Regions from separate parts of the Homo sapiens genome. Here region 2 is linked to region 1. Evidence: chromatin loops called from intact Hi-C (ENCODE). Cell type or tissue: Calu3. All regions are shown on one strand. Each heading gives the region's core, and the rest is flanking DNA. Links, peaks and the distances in the headings are about the cores only.

Region 1 (11,894 bases), core at 3,824-8,823:
TTGGGTCCAGTGCAAACTATTCACTTAAGGGTGTTTCTACACTTTCTGAGCAGCAAGCAGCCAGATAACCATGGCCCATTCTGCAGATTTAATTTGAGTATCAACAGATCCAGATTTGGTAAGCATTTTTTTTTTCTTTTCTTACCAGACTCCAAGAGAGCCACAGGAAATAACTGGCACTGGCTGCTTGGCATATCCCTTTCCTCCATTTTGGTAATTTCTCTATAACCCTAAGAAAGGTATGTGAAAAGTCATTGCCTCTCAGTGTGTGTTTCAACACCACTGAATCAGGAACATCTCTGCATACAGGTGTTAAAAGAAGCTTCCACCTCATGACTAGCATAAAACTTAAACCAATGGTTGTTATTCAGCTGAAGACAGTATCAGTGTAAAGTGCCACCGATCTGGTCACTGTCTCTGGGAGGCTGCCAGAGCTTCTGCATTGGCTTCAGGGTGTCGTCTGTGAAGGAAGCCAATTAAGATCACAAGATAGTGGCGGGTAATAATAAACTTCTAATGATGTTCCTGACTGAAAAGAGGTAATTAAAATGTGTATATGGATGACCCCAGCTTCTGTCAGTTCAGTGTAGCTGTTATGCTGACAATGTCCATGTTTTGTTTAGGAAGAGGAGTTAGTGTTGTCTAAAAACAATGAAATAAGCAATTTAATAATATAGAAAGAATTGCTTTGGAAAGGCACACTAGTATCAATTTTGTCGCATCCCTGATAGGATTTAGCTGACTGCTGTCTCTTGACTCGTCGATATTTTTTTGTTTTGGTCCCTGGCTGTAACTTCTCCTTCCTCCATCTCCATTCTCCTGTTCCCCAACTCTACACTCCCACCCTCAATCCCCAACCCCAAAATGGGCTTTTTGGTTGTTACATTTCAGTAGGAGTCATTCTTATCTTCTGCAGGTGCTTCTTGAAATCAAAGACTTGTTTTGAAAAGAAAGGCAATTAATTAGATAGCAAAGGAAGCCAGTCCTCTTATCACCCGATCTGGTCATGGACATAGTGCTTCACACTTTTTCCATTCCCTAACCCCACAGCTCAAAGCTTTCCTGTACACCTGCTCTACTCAGCTCATCAATTTTCTGTGAGCCAGTTAAGTTCCTTTAAGCCTATCCACTGAGAGGTGGTGATAGTTCTCCAAGAAAAAGATCGAAAAAGAGAAACAGAATGCTCCTCCAGGCCTTTATCTTGATCACACTGTTTGTTTTCACATTGATGTCTGTAATGAAACAAAGAGGATTTAATCGTGTTAAACAAAAGCCTGTTGGTACCCAGAGGAAACTCATTTAACTCTACTTCAAGTCTTGGAGTTTCAGGTTTCTTGTCTTCCTCTCTGTCGATCCACCAGGCTGAGTTTCTTACCTGGGGCTTAAAATTGTGAGGTGTGAAACTCTTCTTTTGTTTTGACAGGTGCTCTTTGCTAAACATCAGCCTAGCCTTGATGGTGATAATACACAGAAGGGGGAAAATAACTTCAGAGAAGCTAATGACTGTACTTACTCAACTTTTACCTTTAATAGGTTTTGTTAGCTTCTCTCTTTGGAGTTCTTTAGTATAAAGTGGAAAAACAAATTGGGCTGATGGGAAGTGAGTGTGAAAAGATAGTGGTAGTTAAGAAGACCCTGGAACCACCTGCATTGTGGAACTCCAAGAAGGAAAGAAAGGTGAATGGGTTTGAGCTGCTCCTTCATCAAGGAGTTAGTTGGCAGGGCCTGCCATCATTAAGTCTTTGTTTTTTTAATGGTTTAATAGATTTAGGGGGTACAAGTGCAGTTACACGGATATGGGACATGGTGAGGTCAGGGCTTTTAGTGTAACCATCACCTGAATTGTGCACATTGTACCTATTAAGTAATTGTTCATCCACCTTCCCGTTATCCTTCCTTGTCTCCAGTATCTATCATTCCATTCTCTATGACAATGTGTATGCATTATTTAACTCCGACTTATAAGTGAGAACATACAGTATTTGACATTCTGTTTCTGGATTATTTCACATAAGATAATGGCCTCCAGGTCAATCCATGTTGCTTCAAAATACATGATTTCATTCTTTTTATGGCTGAGTAGTATTCCATGAGCATTATTATGTCTTTCTAGAGGAAGAACAGACTCTCAAGTGGCACTCATAACTTTACATTCGACCAAGGAGTCTTCAGGCATGATTCTAATGTTAGAATGCCAGACTAGTCATCAAGAGAGTGGGAGACTCCAAACTAATAGAACTTCTCTCTTATCCCCAGAAAGGGGTCTCTTTGGATAGAGAGAGAAGTCTCGAGGCCCCTCTCATTGGCTTGAAACCATCGTGATGTGTTCCTTTGCTGACTGCTCTTCTGCAGTGTTTCCAAAACAGCCTTCCTGCATCTATTGAAAGCACTGGTGTCCTTTATTCAATCTCTACCTGCTGTTACCTTTCTCTCTGTGCCTCCTAACCTTGACCTCATTCTGGTGAGGAGTGGGAAATCCTTTCTACAGACACTGACAATCAGTTATGCTGACCACGCACTGTGAAATAAAGACAGCTGACCCAAATTTTCAGGCGGTGTCAAATTGTGGTAGTTTTGAGCTTTGTCATCAGCCCAAAAAGTTCCATTGTGCCAAAATTAAGGAAAGAAAATTACCTTCTCTTTTTGCTTTATAAAAGCCCAATCTTTCTTCATCTTTGTTCAGACAGTGGTAATAGGAGTAGGGTATCGACTTCTCCCAGAAAAAAAAACTTAGTGCTTACAAAAATTTCCCGTGTAATTATTAGAGAGTTTGTATGGATCAGTGGTTGAAGGTGGGCCTAGAACACCTGAGTGATTTGGAGTAAATCTTGTTTGTGCTGCAGAGTTCTCAGGTTTAAAATGTATGTGCAAGAGCAACAAGATCATAGGATTCTTATACACAATTAATTAAAGTAGAAAGTGTAGAAGTCTCCTTAAGTCGTATGCTGTGCTCAATACATGTTAACCATCATTGTTTGCAAACTTCATAGTCAAGGCTGGCTGTTAATGCACTGAGCTTCATTGCCTTCATCGCCTTCATCATGTATTTCATCTACAAAGCACTGGTTTTACTTGTTTCCCAAAGGTTTGGGGAAGTAGCTTCTCTTTTCATTGGGTTTCCCAAAGGGTTTTGCCTCCAGTAGCCATTCCATCTTCTCAGCAAGAAAATCACTCTGATTTCTCCCATACACACTCTTATCTCTAAAATAACCGATTGGGCTATTTATTCTTTCTCTTTTCTCATTCAAGATCATAAAGAAGATGAAATTATATATTTGATTTCAGCCGTTTCTGGAAGATCAGAAGATTTCATCCTAGAACAGACCTAGAAGGCAGAGAAAACGAACAGGAAGCTGCAGTTCCCTTTTGCATCGTTATGGTCTTCACAATTTGGCACATCTCATGCCTGCGCTGGGAATCAGCGTCCTCAATCTTCCTTGTCTTTCTTCTTTCTCTGTAGCTAGTATACCACGAAAGTAGATTGCTCGTGAATGTTGCGTTTTGCTGCTGCCTCATATCTGGAGTTTCCGTCTTAGAGCGAAGGCTCATCTTTGATTCTGGGTCGTTTTTGTTGTTGTTGTTGTTGTTGTTTTGTTCGTTTGTTTGTTTGAGACAGAGTCTCACACTGTCGCCTGGGCTAGAGTGCAGTGGCGCGATCTCAGCTCACTGCAAGCTCCGCCTCCCGGCTTCAAGCGATTCTCCTGCCTCAGTCTCCAAGTAGCTGGGACTACAGGTGCTACAGATGTGTGCCACCACTCCCAGCTATTTTTTTTTTTTTTTTTTTTGTATTTTTAGTAGAGACGGGTTTTCACCGTGTTAGCCAGGATGGTCTCGATCTCCTGACCTCGTGATCCGCCCGCCTCGGCCTCTCAAAGTGCTGGGATTACAGGCGTGAGCCACTGCGCCTGGCCGACCCTGGGTAGTTTTTATACCAAAGCTTAGTTCGTTTCTTACAGTTTCCTGAAAGTTAATTATAACTGGCATCTTTTTAGAAGGTAACAACTATTTGTTAGAAGAGTGAAGTAGATGAGAAGGCTTAATTTTAAAAAGGGCTAATAACTTCGGTCATTACTCCTCAGCTATAAGAAAATAACAGAAAATAATAGGAAAACTGGCCGGGCGCGGTGGCTCATGTCCATAACCCCAGCACTTTGGGAGGCCTAGGTGGGCGGATCACCTGATGTCAGTTCAACACCAGCCTAGCCAACATGGCGAAACCCCGTCTCTACTAAAAGTCCAAACAGAAAAAAGAAAAAAAGAAAAAATTAGCCAGGTATGGTAGTGGGCGCCTGTAGTCCCAGCTACTCGGGAGGCTGAGGCAGGAGAATGGCGTGAACCCGGGAGGTGGAGGTTGCAGTGAGGGGAGATCGCGCCACTGCACTCCAGCCTGGCGACAGAGCGAGACTCTGTTTCAAAACAAATAATAATAATAATAATAATAATAATAATAATAATAATAATAGGAAAACTGCAAATCTGGCTAGCTGATTTCCTTCCTTCCTTCCTTCCTTCCTCACTCCCTTCCTTCCGTCCTCTCTTTCTTTTTCTTTCTTTTCTCTTCCTTCCTTCTTTCCTTCTCTTTCTCTTTCTTTCTTTTTATTTATTTCCATTTCTTTCTGAAACAGAGTCTCACTCTGTCACCAAGGCTGAAGTGCAATGGCGCAATCTTGGCTCCCTGCAACCTCTGCCTCCTGGGTTCAAGCGATTCTCCTGCCTCAGCCTCCCGAATAGCTGGGATTACAGGCGCCTGCCACCACGCCCAGCTAATTTTTGTATTTTTAGTAGAGACGGGGTTTCACCATGTTAGCCAAGCTGGTCTCAAACTCCTGACATAAAGTGATCCACCGCCTCGGCCTCCCAAAGTGCTGGGATTACAGGCATGAGCCACCACGCCCTGTCAAATCTGGCTGAATTCTTAAATCGAATGTAGTCATGTGTCACCTAACGACAGGGATGTTCTGAGAAGTGCGTCACTGGGTGATTTCATCCTTGTGGGAACATCATAGCTTGTACTCACCCGAATCTAGATGGTGTAGCCTAGGACACATCTAGGCTATATGAAATAGCCTATGTTACCGTACTGAATACAGTAAGAAATTGTAATGTAATGGTATTTTTTATCTAAACATACCTAAAAATAGAAAAGGTACAGTAAAAATATGATATTATAATCTTATGGGACCATTGTAGTATATGTGGTCAGTAGTTGACCAAGATGTCATTCATTAGATGGCACATAACTGTGCCAGGAATTAAGAAAGAGGAGACAAAAAGAAGAAGAAAGAAAAAGTGGTAACCCTGACTCTCGCCAAAACAGGATCACACTCATCCCTTGTAGACCCACTTTTTCATGATCTCGACATAATATCCTATATTTGCTTTAAAAATAACAATAATCACAAGAATAGTGGGGAGCGGGAGAAGAGAAGAGTGTGAAATTCAAACACCCATTATCTATTTTGAACAATTCAAATTGAATAGGCCTGAAATTGAAATGGGTATTGTGGCAGTAGTCTTAATGCAAACTTAATGTTTAAGTCCTTCTCAAACTGTTTTTAAAAAATCTCCAGCATTATTTCATCTCTGACAGCTGAAGCATTCAGAAAGACTATTTGTTTCTCTAACATCCTTTTATTGGGGGGTGGTGCTGGAAAATATATGGATCAGCCCATTTTATTCCTTTAAATGTAGTCTTGTTGTTTTTTATAATGGGATTTTAATGCAGATTTATAGGGGATTTTCTTGCAACAGTGATTCAAGCTAACTTGGTATTCACAAAATGAAGACTAATACAGAAAATTCTTTTTCTACTCTTTCTTCCCAAAATAAAAATTATTTGATTTGAAAACAGGAAGTTTTGACTTTGGTTTTTCTCTTTCCTACCCTGTCTGGACACAGTGAACTTGACTGGTATTTGAGGGTACAGAGGGCTGTAAAAAGTTCACATATGGCACACAAATTATTTTGTTAGGGTGCCATCTGCTGGTATCAAACAACCAGAGCATATTTTTTCTTAAAAATTAATTATTTTTTCTATTTAAACTAGACTTAGAAATTTGACTCAAATAACTTTTTGTCCTTTCTCATTTAGAATTATAGTATAGACTATTTTCAAATGGTTGTCTGATGCATAATTCTTAAACACTCCAATATGGTAATAAAATAAGGTATAACTTTATTCTTAATTTAGGAAAATGGAGGCACAAGGCATTGCTTTGACTTACTGGTTCCTGACCTGTTTGGATTCAAGTTTCTTTTCTTTTTTTTTTTTTTTTTTTAGTTTCTATGTCTCCTTTGACATTAAAAATTTTTTTTGTCAAATTTTCCCTACAGAAAAGCAATTTAATTGTTGTGTTTGTGATTACATTGGTTTCAACATGCTTTATTCATCCATTTGCTAAACTTGGTCTCTATGCCATAGCATAAGGTGCATGCACAATTTGTTGCTTTTTTATAAAGCTAGCTTATCAGCATAGCCTTTATCATTTGTGTTCTATATTAATGTTGATCCCTGGTCTTTTCCCCACCTGCCTCTATAAGTGGTAAGGAAAAGCAACTGTTCCCCTTTTTAAAAAAAACCTTTACCACCTACTAGTTATATGTCCTTGAGCAAGTCATTTACTTCCCTGTGGCTAAGTTTTCCTTATCTGTAAGTTGCAGATAATAGCAATCACCCCAGAGTATTAAGGAGTTATTCTGAGTGTTAAAGGAAATCACAGGTATAAAGTTTTAGAATAGTGTCATAACATAATAAACACACAATAATTGTTAACTGTTTTGTCACAGTTGTTATTTAAGCATGTCAAAGAATATTAATGAGAGAATCATAACTTTACAGTAACTCCTGGGATTCTTAGCCTCTTTAGACTGAGAGATACAAAATGAACGTGTGTGTGTGTGTGTGTTTATATTTTGCAGTAGAAGAGCACACTATTATTTTCCTTACCTTCCCTCTGTCCCATTCTATGAGTGCTTAATTGACATGAAATCTCAACTTCCTAAAATTTTGTATAAACCCTTCCATAATCTGACTGTGTACTTCTTGTCCTTTATTTCTCCATATTCTCTTTTTCAAATACTGTGTTTCAGCCATAATGAACTTCCCAATTGCCTGAGTGAATCATGCTTTCACTCTTCAGGCCATTGTACATGCTTTTATTTCTTCTGCCTGAAACACCTCTCCTCTCTACCTGGCTGCTGTGTCACCTGTCACTAGCTGATACCTTCTTTATCTCTCAGCTTCCATGTTAAGAAGTCTTCAGCCAGGCACAGTGGCTCACGCCTGTAATCCCAGCATGTTGGGAGGCCGAGGTGGGCAGATTACCTGAGGTCAGGAGTTCGAGACCAACCTGGCCAACGTGGTGAAACCCCGTCTGTACTAAAAATACAAAAATTAGCTGCAGGTGGCAGCAGCCTTTAATCTCAGCTACTCAGGAGGCTGAGACACCAGAATCCCTTGAACCTGGGAGGCGGAGGTTGCGGTGAGCCAAGATTGCACCATTGTACTCCAGCCTGGGCAACAAGAGCGAGACTCCTTCTCAGAAAAAAAAAAAAAGGAGGTCTTAACATATGGATAAGATAATCCCTTTCATGGGCTCCAGTAATATTCAGTACTCCATCTACTCCAGATTGGAAGGGGTAGGGTCTAGCTAATGGATCATTATACTCCTAGCTTCTAGATCATTATCTACTTAACAATTATAATGTAATAAAAATGTAAATGCATAATAATTAATTCAATAGATACAGGCTGAGTACAAACTTTCTGCTAGGTACTTTTCTAAGCCCTGAGCAAAACAGACAGAAATTCCTGACTCTATTGAGTTTAATTCACTCTATGTTTTTGCCTCAGTTTTTCTGTTTCTGTTCAAGGCCACAGAAGGAAAACCGACATGAGAGAGTGCAGCACCCTGGGGCTCACAAGGAGGGGAGCTGTTACTTTCCCTGCCTCTAGAGTCAAAGGGAAGAAGTAGCAAGGTGTTTGTCTGGGGAAGACCATTTAGTGGAAGCCCTGGCCCTCATTAAGGGGATTCAGTCTGCATGCAGTGTCCTCTAAGAGCGGGGACCCAGGAAATCAACTCAGACATCTCTTGCTTCTCCCTCCTTCCTTTTCCTGCTGTTTCCCTTAATGGGTTGAAGCCAACTGAAGCCAGAGGGCAGGAAGCCCAGGTAAAGTAGTCTACATAGCTCAGCCTCCTGCAGCCCAATATAGGGGTCAGGATCAGCAGAGTGGATCTGGAAGGACAAATGGAAAATATTCAGCACCAATTTTGATAAGAACTCTTAAGTTGTTTTCTTTTAGTTTCTGAATTATTTTGTAAATGAAGAGTATTTGTAGGGCCAGGTGCGGTGGCTCACGCCTGTAATCCCAGCACTTTGGGAGGCCGAGTCGGGCAGATCAGGAGATCGAGACCATCCTGGTAACACAGTGAAACCCCTCTCTACTAAAAATACAAAAAATTAGCCAGGTGTGGTGTCAGGCGTCTGTAGTGCCAGCTACTAGGGAGGCTGAGGCAGTAGAATGGCGTAAACCCAGGAGGTGGAGCTTGAACTGAGGCGAGATCATGCCACTGCACTCCAGCCTGGGCAATAGAGCAAGACTCCGTCTCAAAAATAAATAAATAAATAAAGTATTTGTTCAAATAATTGGCGTTGTGTGTGTGTGTGCTGCACCTGTGGGAAATTAGGGCTTATTTTTATAAACCCACCCCTTTTAAACAAATATTAATGTTCTGTATATTTGAAGGCTTTTTTTGGTCAAATGAGAGATTTAGGCAATCTAATATGAATGAAGAAATTTGTTCTAGATTGTGCCTTTGAGGCTCATTTCAGAACTTTTAAAGGAAAAAAAAAAAGATTTGAAATTCTGTGATTGTGGAAGAACTATTGGTGATGCCAATCGTTTCCATCATTTCTGAGGCCCTCCTGGAACTGCTGCAGATGCAGTCATGGGTCTGTGCTGTAGCTCATGGCCCGAGGAGTAGGCCAGGGGAAAGTAACATAGAAACAGAAAAAGGTTACTGAGGTCCCAGGGCTACCTTTGAAGAGATCAAGATGTCTTTTTAATGGTGGAGGTTCAATCTGAGTGTGTCTGAAATCCAAAAGCACAAAAATCAAGGACCTCGCATTAACCTCTGCATCATACCACCCATTTTTCTGTCATGGGCTGTATCATTTTCCGTGAAAATCTTATTAGAATTTTGCTTGACAAGGCTACTATAACATAAGATTTATGCTTTCACAGGAAGTACTATTTTCAGTCATTTATAACTCAGGTGGATACACTTGCTGTTAGGTAAACTTATTTTGAGAACGATTTAGTTCCTTCTTTCTGTAACCCCACCTTTACACTTCCCTGTCCCTAGTTTAAATGTTAATTAGTTTTTCTAATAGTTTGATACTTAACACCAATCATGTTCCACATTGTGGGGGTACCAGCTTAGATGACGTCTTTCCTTCTAGGGGTTAAAATACAAACATATTGAGAACAAATATGATATCTTATAAATTTGGTACTGTACATTTTTCTTAGAATTGTCTTGTTCATTTTTGAAATTAGATTCTCACAATATTCATTGTTGTGAGATTCTGACTCCTTTTAAAAATAAGAAAACAATGAATGTAAATGAGTTCCCAGAACAAATCAATGTATACATTGAGGATCTATGGCATGCACCCACTATCTGACAAATAAACAATGCTCATATGAATGGCCATATCTCTGATAGTTCTGACCTACTGTACCTTTGTTTTTTGAAGCTTTTAGGTTAAAATCTACTTGAGGGCCAAATCCTCACTCTCTAACTTTTTGTCTTTTCTCATTTAGAATCATAGTATAGACTATTTTCAAACGCCAGCACAGTGCCAGCAAATTGCGTGTAGAAAGTCAATAAATACATATAGGACAGATTTTTTTGCAGGGCTATTTAAGGATAACCAGGTCTCCAGAACTATTTTGAAATACTCTGTGATTCTAGCCTTAGCACACTACAATATTATGTTTTCAACTGCTAACAATGTACAAAGATGTAGGTCAATGGAGTATATTGAATGTTTTAGGAAACTTGGCCAGGGTTAGAACTCTCCATTTGATTAGATTTCTGGAAAGAGGATTCAAGTATGTTTAGCTCAATTGCACAAAAGAACATGTTTGCATTTCATATTTTAGCTAAAATTTTACCAAGAAATCAGACACTTTGTTCATCTTTAACAAATAACCTTTTTAAAGGTGACCCTGTGCAAGAGAGTTTGGTCTCTTCACAAACAAAATAATCTCCTGATAAAGAATTCAGGGTTGATAATGAATTCCTTTATACATGTAATTAATGAATAAGAAATCTAATATTCTGTAATAAATGAATAAGAATAATGATAGTGGTAGGGGGTGGGTGGAGGATGGAGGAGAGAGTGCTGACACATGAAATACTGACACCAAAAGCAGACACTACCAACTCTAGGCAACCCACAGCTTGATGAATTTATCCAATGGCAGAGATTTCCAAACCAAAGCAGAACCTTCCAGGGTTTGCCAGACTGTGAACCTCCACTGCTGGACTCAAACTTGTCCAGGCTGGAAATTGTCTTGTTATTGCTTCTCTAAGAATCCCCAGAGAACATGGGCTCTCTATAAATTTATCTTTTTCTTTTTCTTTTTCTTTTTTTTTTCCCTAGACAGAGTCTTTCTGTGTTGCACAGGCTGAAGTGCAATGGTGTGATCTCTGCTCACTGCAACTTCTGCCTCCCTGTTTCAAGTAATTCTCCCTGCCTCAGCCTCCAGAGTAGCTGGAATTGCAGGCACCCACCACCACGCCTGGCTAATTTTTGTATTTTTTAGTAGAGATAAGGTTTCACCATGTTGGCCAGGCTGTTCTTGAACTCCAGACCTCAAGTGATCCACCTGCCTCAGCCTCCCAAAGTGCTGGGATTACAGGCGTGAGACACTGTGCCTGGCCCTAAACTCATCTTTTATACAACAAAAAGAAAAGAATAAACACACCCTTTGGTCTTATCTTGGCTATAGCAAAACATACCAAGCAGAATTAAACTTTTGTTTATCTTCATACCCTCTGCAGAGAGTATATGACCTTTGTTACACATAACAGGTTTTCTCAAAACACCTCGAAAATGAATGCATGTATCTAGGCCTGTGTGTGTGTGTGTGTGTGTGTGTGTGTGTGTGTGTGTGTGTTTACAAAGATGAGAAATCCAGTTAAACTAGTTCAGGAAAAAATGCTTATTATAATAATATAATAAGCTCATCAAAATGGAGTACAACTAAGTCATATGCAACCTGAAACTAGGACAGAAACCTCTTCATTAATTGAAGCAGCTACTTGTCCATCTGTTTTGGCTTTTCATATTTGTTTATCTTTCCCCAACTCTCTTTCCTTCCCTTGCTACCTCCTTTCTCTATAATTCTCTCTCTCTCTTCTATATTCACCTATTGCTTAAGTTAAATGCTACGCTTCCTGAATATATATTGTCGTTTCCCACAGTTTGCAAATGTTTTGTCACTGATTTATGCCAAACCTCCTAAAGTATATCCCTAATTCTAATACTGTTGTAGCAGGACACAATTTTTTCCAGGTCCCAGAAACCTTCATTTTTCTATTAAAAAAAAATAGCTTTATTTCCAGACCCTGACTCATATTAATCCTTTATGGTGAAAGGTAATGACTCCAGCCCACCTCTGGGTTTATACTATACACACAAACAGAACAAGGGAGTCTCATACATTCCTAAATTATAATACCAAGGCAAGAACACAGTATCTGGAACTGGAAATTTGTAACCTTCAAGCTCAGTCTTCTACCCTACTTTTTTAGACCACTAAAAGTTGAAATATTTTCACTATCAAGGAATAAAACCATGCCAGGTCAAATAGGCACTGTTCT
Region 2 (11,894 bases), core at 3,421-8,420, 680 kb after region 1:
TAGAAGAACCTTGCCAATAAAGAATGAATGAATAATTTAAAAACCACAGATAACTCAAAACTCTCATTCTAGGCAATGGTTTCTCAAATTCTCTTTCATCAATGAGTGGACTAAGAGACCAGATTGTCTTTGCTCTGTCCTGCCCATTGTTTAGTGAGAGGGGTTGGAGCTGTAAAATAGGTAAGGTGATGGAGGAAGAAGAAAAAGCAAGAGACCCAAATGCAGTCATTCATATTCTAGATATTTACTCCCTAGATATTAAAATTACCAATATCATCCACCGATCAATAAATATTTTTATTATAGAAAATACCATAGTATATATACTATATATGTGTATATATGTATATATGTGTGTGTGTGTGTGTATATATATATATATATATATATAATATATACTTTTATTGCAGGAAAAAAGGTAAGCTATCTATTTGGAGAGATGTTACTAACATGGAATAAATAATTCTAAAACATGCAACTCTCATGGCAGTCAGAATTCACAAAGGTGAGAGAGATGGTTGTAAGCCAGCATAGACATTTGAGTTAGATCTTTGATGGATAATTTTTATATTAATGTGAAGAAAATGGTGACTTAGAGCTCCTGCAATCCTTGCTCAAAGTCACGTGATTACTCAATGGATTCCCAAGGCTAGAGCTCAGAATTTTTAAAGTCCCCACAGTAAACATAAGAAAATATTTTCTCATGTCAAAAATATATGGCTTTAGGTAGTGTCTTAGTCCATTTTGTGTTGCTATAACAATATACCAGAAACTAGGTAAATTATTTTCAAAAGAAATGCATTTGGCTCATGGTTCTGGAGGCTAGGAAGTCTAAGATGGGGGGGCTGCATCTGGGGAAGGTCTTCTTACTGCATCATTTCATGGCAGAAGGCATCACATGGCAAGAGAGCAGAAAAGAACAAGAGAGAGAAAGATAGGGCTGAGCTTGCTTTTATCAGGAACCCACTCCCATGATAACAGCTTTAATCCATCCATGAGGACAGAGCTCTCACAGGCTAATTACATCTTAACAGTTCCCTTTTTAATATTGTCACAATGGCAATTACATTTCAACATGAGTTGTGGAGGGGACATTCAAACCATAGCAATAGGTATCTTGTTACTATGTCTTAAATTTATTTGGAAAATAAGGTTTTGGGGGGAGAATGACAAAAAGGGAGTCATATTGTGGCTTCTAAAGTAAGGACAATTTGCTCAATATGCCAGGTAGAAAGAGACGGTCCATTTGTTGAAACCTGCTAGATGATAGGCCACATGCTGGGCGCTTTCCTTGGTACACCTAGGTTCTTCCTCCTAACAATCATCTGAGGTGTTGCACAGGTTGGACAGTATGCCAAGGCCAGAACACTAGTCCCCAAAGCCTGAGCCCTTTCTAGAACCTTATGCTGTCTTGTCAGTACCACATACTGATCTGTTGACATTTGAGCTGTCTGGTAGAACTAAATAGAGAGTAAAGTAACTGAATGTACAGTTTAGTCCAGTTTTCATTTGGCCCAGCTACAGATACTTGAAAATGCCAATAACGTAAGTGAACAACTTGCCTAAAACCGTATGATAGTATTATTCCTATTAATTTGACTAAGCTGTGGAAATACAAGATTCACTATCCACACATACATACACAGACACACGGAGACACACACACACACACACACCCCACCACCACCACCACCACCGCTATGATACCATATACACAAAAACACACAGAATCCTTTGATTCTCATTCTTCTCCCTAAAACAGTTCAACTTCAAGCACATTGCTAAATGCAAAACTGATTATTTGGCAACTGAAGTAGTTTAGCCTGAGTTGCTAAGAGATCTGGTGCCTTAGAGATTCTCTTCTTAATTAGGCCCACAGATCTATTAATTCTATAGATGTGGTGCCTGCAAAGAAATGATCAGGTTTTCCAGAGCTGGTATCACAAATACGAAATGATAACATACAGGTATACATCACAAAGACTAAAGACCATAAGAAGATGGGACACTGGAACCAGGAACCAGGCTGCAGGGCCGCACTTCATTCCCACTCTGTGTTGCTGTGTGCTCTCCCTGGAATAGTCCCATGAAAGCATGTATTTCCCTGAACCTCTGACAGAGCAAGAGGTGAGTCATCAAAGTGAGAAAGGCCAAACCTTAAAGGCAAGAGCAGCTATAGAGGGGTTTGGGACATTGATAGAAGAACCACGAACCAGTAGTTTCATAATGGGCTAATCAGACCTGAGACCAAGCGAAGCTGTACCTCAAACCTCAGACCAATCTAGTGGGATAATGCTTGAGAATGTGGAACTGGGATCCTGCCCTTTCTCTCTTCTCCATCACTCCATAAGATTAAAAAATAATAATAATAACAATGTGCTTTTGATCGTTTCACCTCTTTCTCAAACTATTTTCTTCATTTATGAAAGCAGGCACTAAATGTAAGTGTGGGCTTCAGGCACAATCTTTGTGCAGTAAAATTAATTTGCACTGTCAGGTTTAATCTCAGTCTGTGAGAGACTTCCTTTGCCCCTTTCCTGAGGGCATGTGCACACACACTCACACTCACACCCCTACGGGCTCATTTGAAGAGAGGCTTTTGTCATCTGTTCGAATTTGAGATTCAAAAAGGTCCCTAAGATTTACAAAGGAAACATAGAGGGCAGGAAAGACAGAACTTGGACACCCCATGCCTAGAATAAGCCATGCAGCTCTTGCATCCCTGAGCAGAAAGCTCCAACACTTGGCCTGGATCTCTGGTCTCTTATGATTGACTTTGGACTTTGATCTCTTAGTCTCTTGTCCTTGAGGAAAGCAGAAGTATTTCCACATTCTTGTGGCCCCACATAAAGGCTTAGAAGGAATTCTGAATCATTTCCTATTGAGAATTGTAACACCAACATAGCAGGGGGAACATTAGTATTTAAAATATTCTCACAACAAGATTTAAATTTTCCTTTTGGTTGGTTCCAAATTTCCATTGACTCTAACTTTAATTATAAACTGAATAAAGACAGTTTTAGAAATTTCTACCTCAGAGTGATTTTTCCATTTCTGCCCTCTTACTTATTCTGGGGAGCTTGGGGGATAGCAGTGGTGCCAATGTTGAGTGAAAATTAAGCAACCTAATGAATTATTCCTTGTTAATAATGTCTCTGGCAGGTAATAGCCATTTTTATAGACTTTTTCTAGAGACAATGCCTTATCCAAAATAAATGATTCTAATGATTGTACTATAGTAGGCCAGTAAGGGAAAAGTCTAAGGACTTTGTAGTATACTTCAAATCCTATCATATAGATGGTAACATATTGCCTATGGATAAGCCAACTGTGGGCTTATGTACACAGAAAGCAGAGAAGGGAAAAAAACCTCATTAATCTCTATGTTGAACGCTAGTTTAAAAAAATCACTAAGCATTTAAATGATTCATTCCACTGAATGCTAAGTAAGAGGAAATCAACCTACTTTTTTATGGTCTTTGCTTCTGATTTACATCACAGCCTATGCTATAAGCCTTCCAGACACCAACTGAGATTATACCTGGTGGTTGCTCATCTCCTGGGTAATATGATCAATTTGGACAGTGGTTGTTTACAACTAGCCCTTTGTGACCAGCTAAGAACGAGATGATGGACTCAGATCACTAAAATGGGCAATCAGCAGCCCCTGGGAATAAAGCAACACGGCGTCTTTGTTGGCTTTGAATGCCCGCATTGAAATAGGATGATTTCACCTGGTGCAGCACCTCCCAAAAGATAGCATCTCCACCTCCCTGCTCATGCTCAAGTGCCTGCAGATGGAATTAGACTGGAATGTGCCACCAGAGAAAGGCGTGACTACACAGAATTTACAGATTTAAATAGACATGTTGTGAGATGCAAGTAAACGGATATTATGTGATGACAAGCACTGCCCTCCTAGACCTGATGCTCTGGTTGGGAAACGTTACTTGCCCACGTGAAACAACCAGAGAATACAAGAAAACCTAAAAACAGGTGCTAAATTGTACAGCAATAGACTATACACTATAAGCGAAGGTTAGGGACAGTCTTGTTTTATAGATAGGATTTGAGGTAAGTTCTGCTCTTAAAATTGAGAGATCCCCTGGAATGAGGCAGAAGGTTGGCTGGGGCTGGACCAAATGAGGTTAATAGATGGACTCTGCTTTTCTTTACTCCATTCATTCAACAACTAAATGAAAAGCCTCTACGTGCCAGGCAGTTTGCACTGTGGTGGGTATATGATTTGGAGCAAAACACAGAAACCCAGGAAAAACAATGAGTGAAATGAGAGACATTTAGGCATATGAAGTAAAGAAATATCTGGAAAACAGCCCTTCCTTCGCCATAAGAAATTTGTATTCTGTCACTCTCTGTCCATATACACTCTCTCTATATATATAGTAGGACAAATGCTGTTTCAGTAGCATTCTTATATATGATATTTGCCCTATTTACAAACAAGAAACAAAATAAGAATAAATCAAAGTGAAATTTTCTTCCTTGGCACATTACAGGTTTTTATTCTACAGTTAGTGGAAAACTTCTTTATTTCTAAACTGTATTTACCAGATAAATAATCACATAGCACTTGAATTCAAACCTTTGATCTAAATTTCCCAGATTCCTGAGACCAAAATGTTTTCAGAAAAGAGCTTGAAATGGTATAAAATATGAAGCATTTTCTTTATAATTGTATGGTATAGTAAAAAAAGTTTAGGAATTAGAATCAAAATACTAGTTTTGAGTGCTGGAAATACCACTAATTGACTATGATCTAGGCAAATTATTAATAATTTCTAAATCTCAGTTCCTCACCTGCAAAAAAATCCAAATGGCAGGATCATTGTAAGAACCAAATAAGATATTGTGGATGAAAGTGTGTCAGGAACTATAAACCATTATACCAATAGTTATTATTATTAACATCATCTTTGTAATAAAGGAGATGTGTATTATGTTACATAGTGTTTGGGTTATTTTTGTTTTGGTTTGGTTTTGTGTTTTTTTAGATCTCTTTCATTACCCAGCACAATGCTTGGCACATAGTAGATGACAAATGTTTGTTCAATGAAAGAATGAATAAAAAGATAATGCTTCTGACCATATATATTGACAGGATGTGTGCTTTGAATTACTTTTCTAGAAGTGGTGAAGAATCTTTGTAGAGCTGGTTAAGTGGATTTTCCGTGTGCGATCCTGGGATTTTTTTTTTTGTTTGTTTTCTTCTTTTCTGTAGCATACCAACTGACTCTGACTGGAATCAAACCTATGCCCTTAGTGTCTCAGGTAGCAGTTGCTCTAACCAAGGAAGTGAATCAATCCAGACTAAAGAGAAAAGATGATAGTATATACTGAGCCTAGTCCTATAGGCTACAATGTGTGCAGGCTTCATAGGCCCACTTTCTAAATGATGAGTAAGAAAATGGGGAGGCATTATTTGCCTCTTTAAGAAAAGCACATATAATGAGCTCACACTTTCACCTTCCACCCATCAAAACAGTGAGTCAGAGAATCACAGAATGCTGCTTTCTTCCAAAGTCCCTTGTATCCAGACTTTCAGACATATCGTACCCCTCACTTCCCTAAATTTTCACCTCTATGGAATGCACACAGACATATGGGTAAATCAACAACAACCCTCAAGGAAGCTATAACCACCCAGCGTGTACATTTTGCAACTCTTTCAACTCGCTTCCCATCCTGCCCATCCCCTACACAAATCAGGTTTGAATGCCCAGGCTTGTCACCTGGTATACAAAAATGCAGTCTAACACTGTATTTATTAGCAACCCTTTTCCCTTATGTTTAATTTATTGTTACATTTTTTAAATGTACAAACAGTTATACCAGTTTTATACACAAAACCACAGGTACCGTTTTGTATCTGTCAAAATTCCAGCAGCCTGTGGAGAGAGACAGTTGAATAGATGTCCTATGCTGCCATCTAGTGCTTTTGTCAAGACACGGACTTGTTCATTTTTCTGGAAATGAGGAAACAAAGGCAGCTCAAGGCACCCAAATTCTGGAAGAGCTACTGATATGCATTATTAAACAGATGCATTTATGACACTTGGACCACATTCCCTGGAACCAAGCAACTTAACTTGTTTTCACACAATGGCAGCTTACACCCCTGCTCTTGACTGGCAAAGCTCTGGCCTACCCTGGAGGCACCTGGTTTAAATCCAAACTGACTGGGCAAGCAAAATGCCCCTCTGAGCCCCTTTCTACAGCTCCCATCTGGCCAAGGTTCTCTTGGCATGTCTCTTCCTCCAGGAGGGACAGTTTTATCTGAATGACTTGCCTATTACTTCAATTCTGATAGAAGGCACAAAGGAGTCAGATGGCTTAAAAAAATCATTATCTTTAAAATTGACTAAAACAGCAGCCATTTTCCTTATAGTGGCCAAAAGTGAAGCTTCTGAATTTGTCTTGCTCCTCAGCTCACGGGATTTGTGTCACTCGTTAGATCCCAGATCCTTTTCTGAATCCCCCCCTTTATCTTTTCTTGGATCTCAAAAGTACCTTTCTTCTCCTCAATTAATCAATCAGCACATCTCTGTGTTGCACACACGCTATGCTAAAAGCACTATATCAGACACCGGTTAGTGGGTGGATAAATCAAATGAAAATAACCTTTCCATCTGCGTCTCTGATCACTTCCTGCCTCTGGCCTCAAAGAAGCTTCACCATCCGCCTCCTTGCTACTCTTTAACCCTTTCCTCTTTCATGCTTCTTTTTCTTTTCCTTTAACTATACACAAACCTCTCTTCTAGTTAAAATAAATATAAGAACTTTACTTGAACCCTCCACACTTTCCTGCTACCAGCAAATTTCTTCCTTCCGTGGTTGTATCTTTTTGTATTTTTATCTCAATGAAATGGAGAATTCACTAACCCAATATGCTAATCTCCCAATATAGAATCAACCGCCTAACAAATTAGACGGTGTCCTTCCAACAAGACAGAGTGAGTATCTGTTAGGGCTGCAGCTCCTGAACGTGACTCCTGAAATGGAGAGGAGGTTATCATAGATGACCTCTGAGTTCCTCTGATTTCGATTCTGTCCTTTCTAAACTTTATTTTATTATAGTCTCTACTTCTGCAGCCACTCCCTACTTAACCATGCCTGTAAACTCATGACTTTCTCAAAAGGAAGTTAGCCTCTCTAGATGATCAGATTCCATTCCCCCTTCTTGAATTCATTGCTTCGTCATGACACCCTGATTACAACCCTTTCTTGAAGCACTCTCTATTCTATTCGCCAATTCTATTTATCAAATACCTCATTGTTTCCAATGGTTTTACTGATTTCTTCTCTTCCCTTATTGAGGACTATATCTAAACTTGGATTTTGTCCATATCTATGTCTGTGACTTTACAAACACATTTACTCACTCCCACTGTATCTTCACACAATGCTTCATGATGACAGTGATGGTGATCATGATAATTTGATCACATAATTCCACTTCCACAAAGGTCTTAAATCTTCCATTTCTACTGTGATTTTTCAAACTCTTTCCAAGCCCATACCATCATTTATCCGCATAGCAGAATAGTTCTTCTTGGTTGTCCCATCAACACTATAATAGTAAACTTTGGATTCATGATTCTCACCCTCAAAATGGCATACTTCCCAAGTTTGTCCATTACTATCAATGGCAACACCATGGCCAATCTTCAGCTAAGCTGAGTATCTTAGATTCGTTTTGGAGTTATCCTTCTTTAACTCCTGATATTTAATCTTTCCCCAAGACTTGCAAATTCCTTCTTCTTTATTTCATTCAAATATGCATCTTTATTTCCACTTCAGCAACCAGTTTACGATGAGGTTAAATCCTCATTGCCTTATGCCTGGGTTGCAGAGAAACTTCTAGGGCAGCTCTCCTAGCTTCCAGTTCCACTCCTGTACCAGTTCCTCTTACAAAGAAGTTTGGGTAGTCTTTCAACCAGTTTGCTGTCACGTAGCTTACCTGTTAAAAGTCATAATAGCTTCTTATTGCCTCTCAATATCACATCCATTTCTGTAGCCACACACATTCAAGGCCCTTCTCCAACTACATTTCATTTTCTTTCACTCGCTCCCTGAACGTGTCCCAAGTTCCAGTCAAATTCACTTTTCTAGCATTCTCTGCACAGGAATATTTTGCACACAACAGTCTTTCCCTCTGGAATGCTCATTCACTCCTTCCAAAAACTAGGTCTTATTAATTTCTCAAAATGCACACACACCTGATGGCAATCTAAGATGGATAACATCTGTCTTTGATCTCTCTTCTACTCTGAGATCCTCCTCAGTGGTCGCACTTTCAGGGAAATCTGGATGCTCATAAAAAGAATGTGAACAAGCCATTGTTTGATGGCCTCCATGACCCCAGTAGATAGATGGTTTCTGCTTTCTGGCCTACGTGCATGTTGTTGTGCCTTACCAGGAGAGCCACATGATGTCCAATTTATGTGGTTTGCTGCTGAGGCTGGATGCCCATGTCGTTTTCAGATTAGGAAGTTTTCTGGAATAGGATCTTCCATTATACCCTAGATGAGTGATGAAGATGAAGTAAGAGGACAATCCAAGAAGAACTTTTTGACATTGTGATTAATGCATCAATTTTGACAAAATCATTTTGATGTAGCTACTTTGACATCAAAATGGCACTTTCAATATGTAAGATCACTATTTTTCTTGTCATTACTAATTAACATGCAAAATCAATATCCTTGATCTTTACTACACTCTTAACTGTCAACATAATGTGTATTTTAAAACACTGAAAGTCAGAGGCTAAAATATTATGTCAAAACCATGTTTCCATGACAAAAAGTTCCTAGCATCAAAATGACTGTGCCAAAGCAGCCAGGTGTAAATCTCATGACAGAATTGCTTTGGGGTGAACTGGTGAGTATGGTATGAGAGGTGACAACAGAGCTCTGAGGAGAAGGCAGTAACATATCCATGGGTCTCAACTGGTAGCACAGACACCCAAGAGGAATCATGGCCAGTAGATATGGTTCTCAATGGAGAAGGTATTAGAGGTAGACTCGTAAGTCACTGGTCCCTCTAGCAAGTGGTCTTCTTTTGTTTTTTTGTGTGTGTTTGTTTGTTTTTTGAGACAGAGTCTTGCTCTGTCACCCAGGCTGGAGTGCAGTGGTGCGATCTCACCTCACTGCAACCTCCGCCTCCCAGGCTCAAGCAATTCTCATTCCTCAGCCTCCTGAGTAGCCACGGATGTTCTTTATGAGCTTAAAATGGATGGATAATTGGCCCCTGTGCAAGGGCTTAAGTTGCCTAATGCTCCTGTATCTATCACAGGCCCAAACCTGGCCATGAGTATTTATTCCTCTATCCTCCAAAGCTAAAAGCAATAATGGGAGAGAACATCCCAGCACCTTGGGAGGCCATTGTGGGCAGATCACTTGAGGTGTTTGAGGCCAGGAGTTTGAGACTGGCCTGGCCAACATAGCAAAACCCTGTCTCTAATAAAAAGTACCAAAATTAGCCAGATGTGGTGGCGCATACTTGTAGTCCCAGCTACTCAGGAGGCTGAGGCATGAGAATTGGCCAGGGGTATTCTTTATGAGCTTCAAATGGATGGGTAATTGGGCCCCTATGCAAGGGCTTAAATTACCTAGGAATGAGTATTTATTCCTCTATCCTCCAAAGCTAGTAGCAAAGTAATAGGAGAGAACATGGACAAGGGGGCTCTAACAGCATGATCATCAGCTTTATCAAGAGTGTGTTTTGTATTTCTTCCAAGAAAGTTTCTTGCAGATAGCTAATTTATTTTTTACCCTATCATATTCCAGCAGGTCTGTAACTAGAGTGGTACCCTGTACCCCATAATTGCTCCGTGTTAACAGTTCACAGATGAGTAACTTGTCCCTGGCAATTCAAAAAAGGCTACTGTAGTTTGAGATGATAGATATCCTTTTTCTCTAATAGAAAAAAAAGATGTGTGGGTAGGGAGGGAACATTATAAAAAAAAATTTTTTTTCATGTCATTTATTTGTTTACTTGTTTATTGCCTACCTCTCTCACCTCATTCTCATTAGAATGTTGGCTCCATGAGAGCCAGGACACTGCTTCTATTCATTGATGTTGTCCCAGTACTTTGCACATTGATTGGCACACAAATATTCAATAAATAATTATTAAGTAGACAATTATTTTTCCACCAGAGAAAGAGGGTCCCTTTGGACTAACAGTCCCAAAAAGGAATGGTTTGGTCCATTCCAAAACAGCTTTGTGATTAGCTATGTTTTTCTCTGGGCCTTTTACTGCTCAGAATCCCTGCCAGGGAAGAAATGCTAAAGCTCCCATCTTTTAAATATGTAGATCCCTGACATTTGGTTGCTTCATGAATTTTGCATTGCATAATGACAAGTGTTTAATTTTATAAACTGCTCCTGTAATAGATCATTTTCAAGGAGAGGCATAATCTGGAAATGCAGTGTAAAGTACTGTTGCCGAATTAGACAAATGTCTTCCCCGAGCCAGCGATCCTTTCCGTAGTAAATGTTTTCAAGCATTGACGGATTGGAAGCCATGGAAATAGTCTCAACACCCAGCTGGCTGACTGAGTCAGAAATGAGATGGCCCATGGATGCTTCTCTTTTCCAGGCTGCTGTGTACCAACCCCAGAGTATCTTGGGAGTAGAGAAAATAAAAACAATTGACTTGTTTCCTAAGACCCAAATGGACTTGCTCAGCCTGATTTTGAATTCTTTTTCCATTGCCACAAAAATTGAAGGTAGAGGTAGAAAAAGGGAATCGTGATTTCTGGGTTCTAAAAAGGATAGTTTGGTGCTTTATGGTCTATCTCAAGCATATATGCAATACCATGAGGCCAAAGAAAATGTCTCTAGAAAAGCTCGTGGTGATTTGAGGGTATAATGGGAGGAGAAGCCACACCAATGGGCCAAGTTATGGATAATCCATGCTTTGTGCTCCATGTTTCTGTCACTGTTTGGCCTCAGCAAACTCACTGACCCTCTCTGTTCCTTGGTTTCCTTGTACAAAAAATATGCTTAATATGCTTAATAGTGTTCCCTATTTAACAGAATTCTCATTAAGAAAGTTGAGATTAGCCTGGCCAGCATGGTGAAACCCTGTCTCTACTAAAAATACAAAAATTAGCCAGGTATGGTGGCAGACGCCTGTAATCTCAGCTACTTAGGAGGCTGAGGCAGGAAAATTGCTTGAACCCAAGAGGCAGATGTTGCAATGAGCCAAGATCATGCCATTGCGCACCAGCCTGGGCGACAAGAGCGAAACTCTGTCTCAAAAAAAAAAAAAAAAGTTATGAGATTAATCTTCAAAAGTCAGTGGTTGTAAAAACTGTATGGCTGTAAAAAAAATGAGGCTAGTTTCGTAAACTATATACAGATAATTCATTACAAGTATTTCAAGCAAGAGCATACTGATTGTGAGGGCACTGTGTAAGTTCAATAGGAACAATGAAAAGAAATTGGTGTGTCAAGGGTTAAATATGTAAATTCATAAGGAAGATGGGCCCAATATATTTAGTATGGCTAATAAAGAAAAGAGTTGTACCCAAAGAAACTTGCATCCAATGGCAGTTATCCACAGCCATTCCTCAGGGAAATCTATCAGTCAACAAGGCAGCCCCATGTAGAAGACAGAATCATGAACAACAATCAAGATACCTGAGTCTAAATAATTTTTATGCAGTGACATCTCATCTCAGGCATCAGACTAAGCATGCTACAAAGATGATTTCATTTAATCCTTACAACTATCCTATGAGGATGATGGTATTAGTATCCATGCTTTATAATTGAATATATTTTATACAGGTTAGGAAACTTGCCAAAGGTCACACAACTGGGATTCAAACTCCAAAAGTCAAATTCCAGGGTCACACTCCTAAG

The links. Peaks named below come from ENCODE experiments on the same cell type or tissue, not always from the same donor. Only the 100,000 strongest peaks of a DNase experiment are listed, where the experiment ranks them.
Region 2: it touches region 1 in a loop (7-fold over the local background); 56 of 110 quality-filtered maps call a loop at or near these places.

Annotation. Positions count from the first base shown.
Region 1 is chr14:29,531,120-29,543,013 of GRCh38, forward strand. No RefSeq gene overlaps it. Among named protein-coding and RNA genes, the nearest start is that of PRKD1, 390 kb to the right of the region's middle. In Calu3, for the core only: a CTCF peak has its summit at 5,910; no DNase peak of the experiment used is centred there.
Region 2 is chr14:30,208,712-30,220,605 of GRCh38, forward strand. No RefSeq gene overlaps it. Among named protein-coding and RNA genes, the nearest start is that of PRKD1, 290 kb to the left of the region's middle. In Calu3, for the core only: CTCF peaks have their summits at 5,973 (motif pointing left) and 6,181; a DNase peak (open chromatin) is centred at 5,930.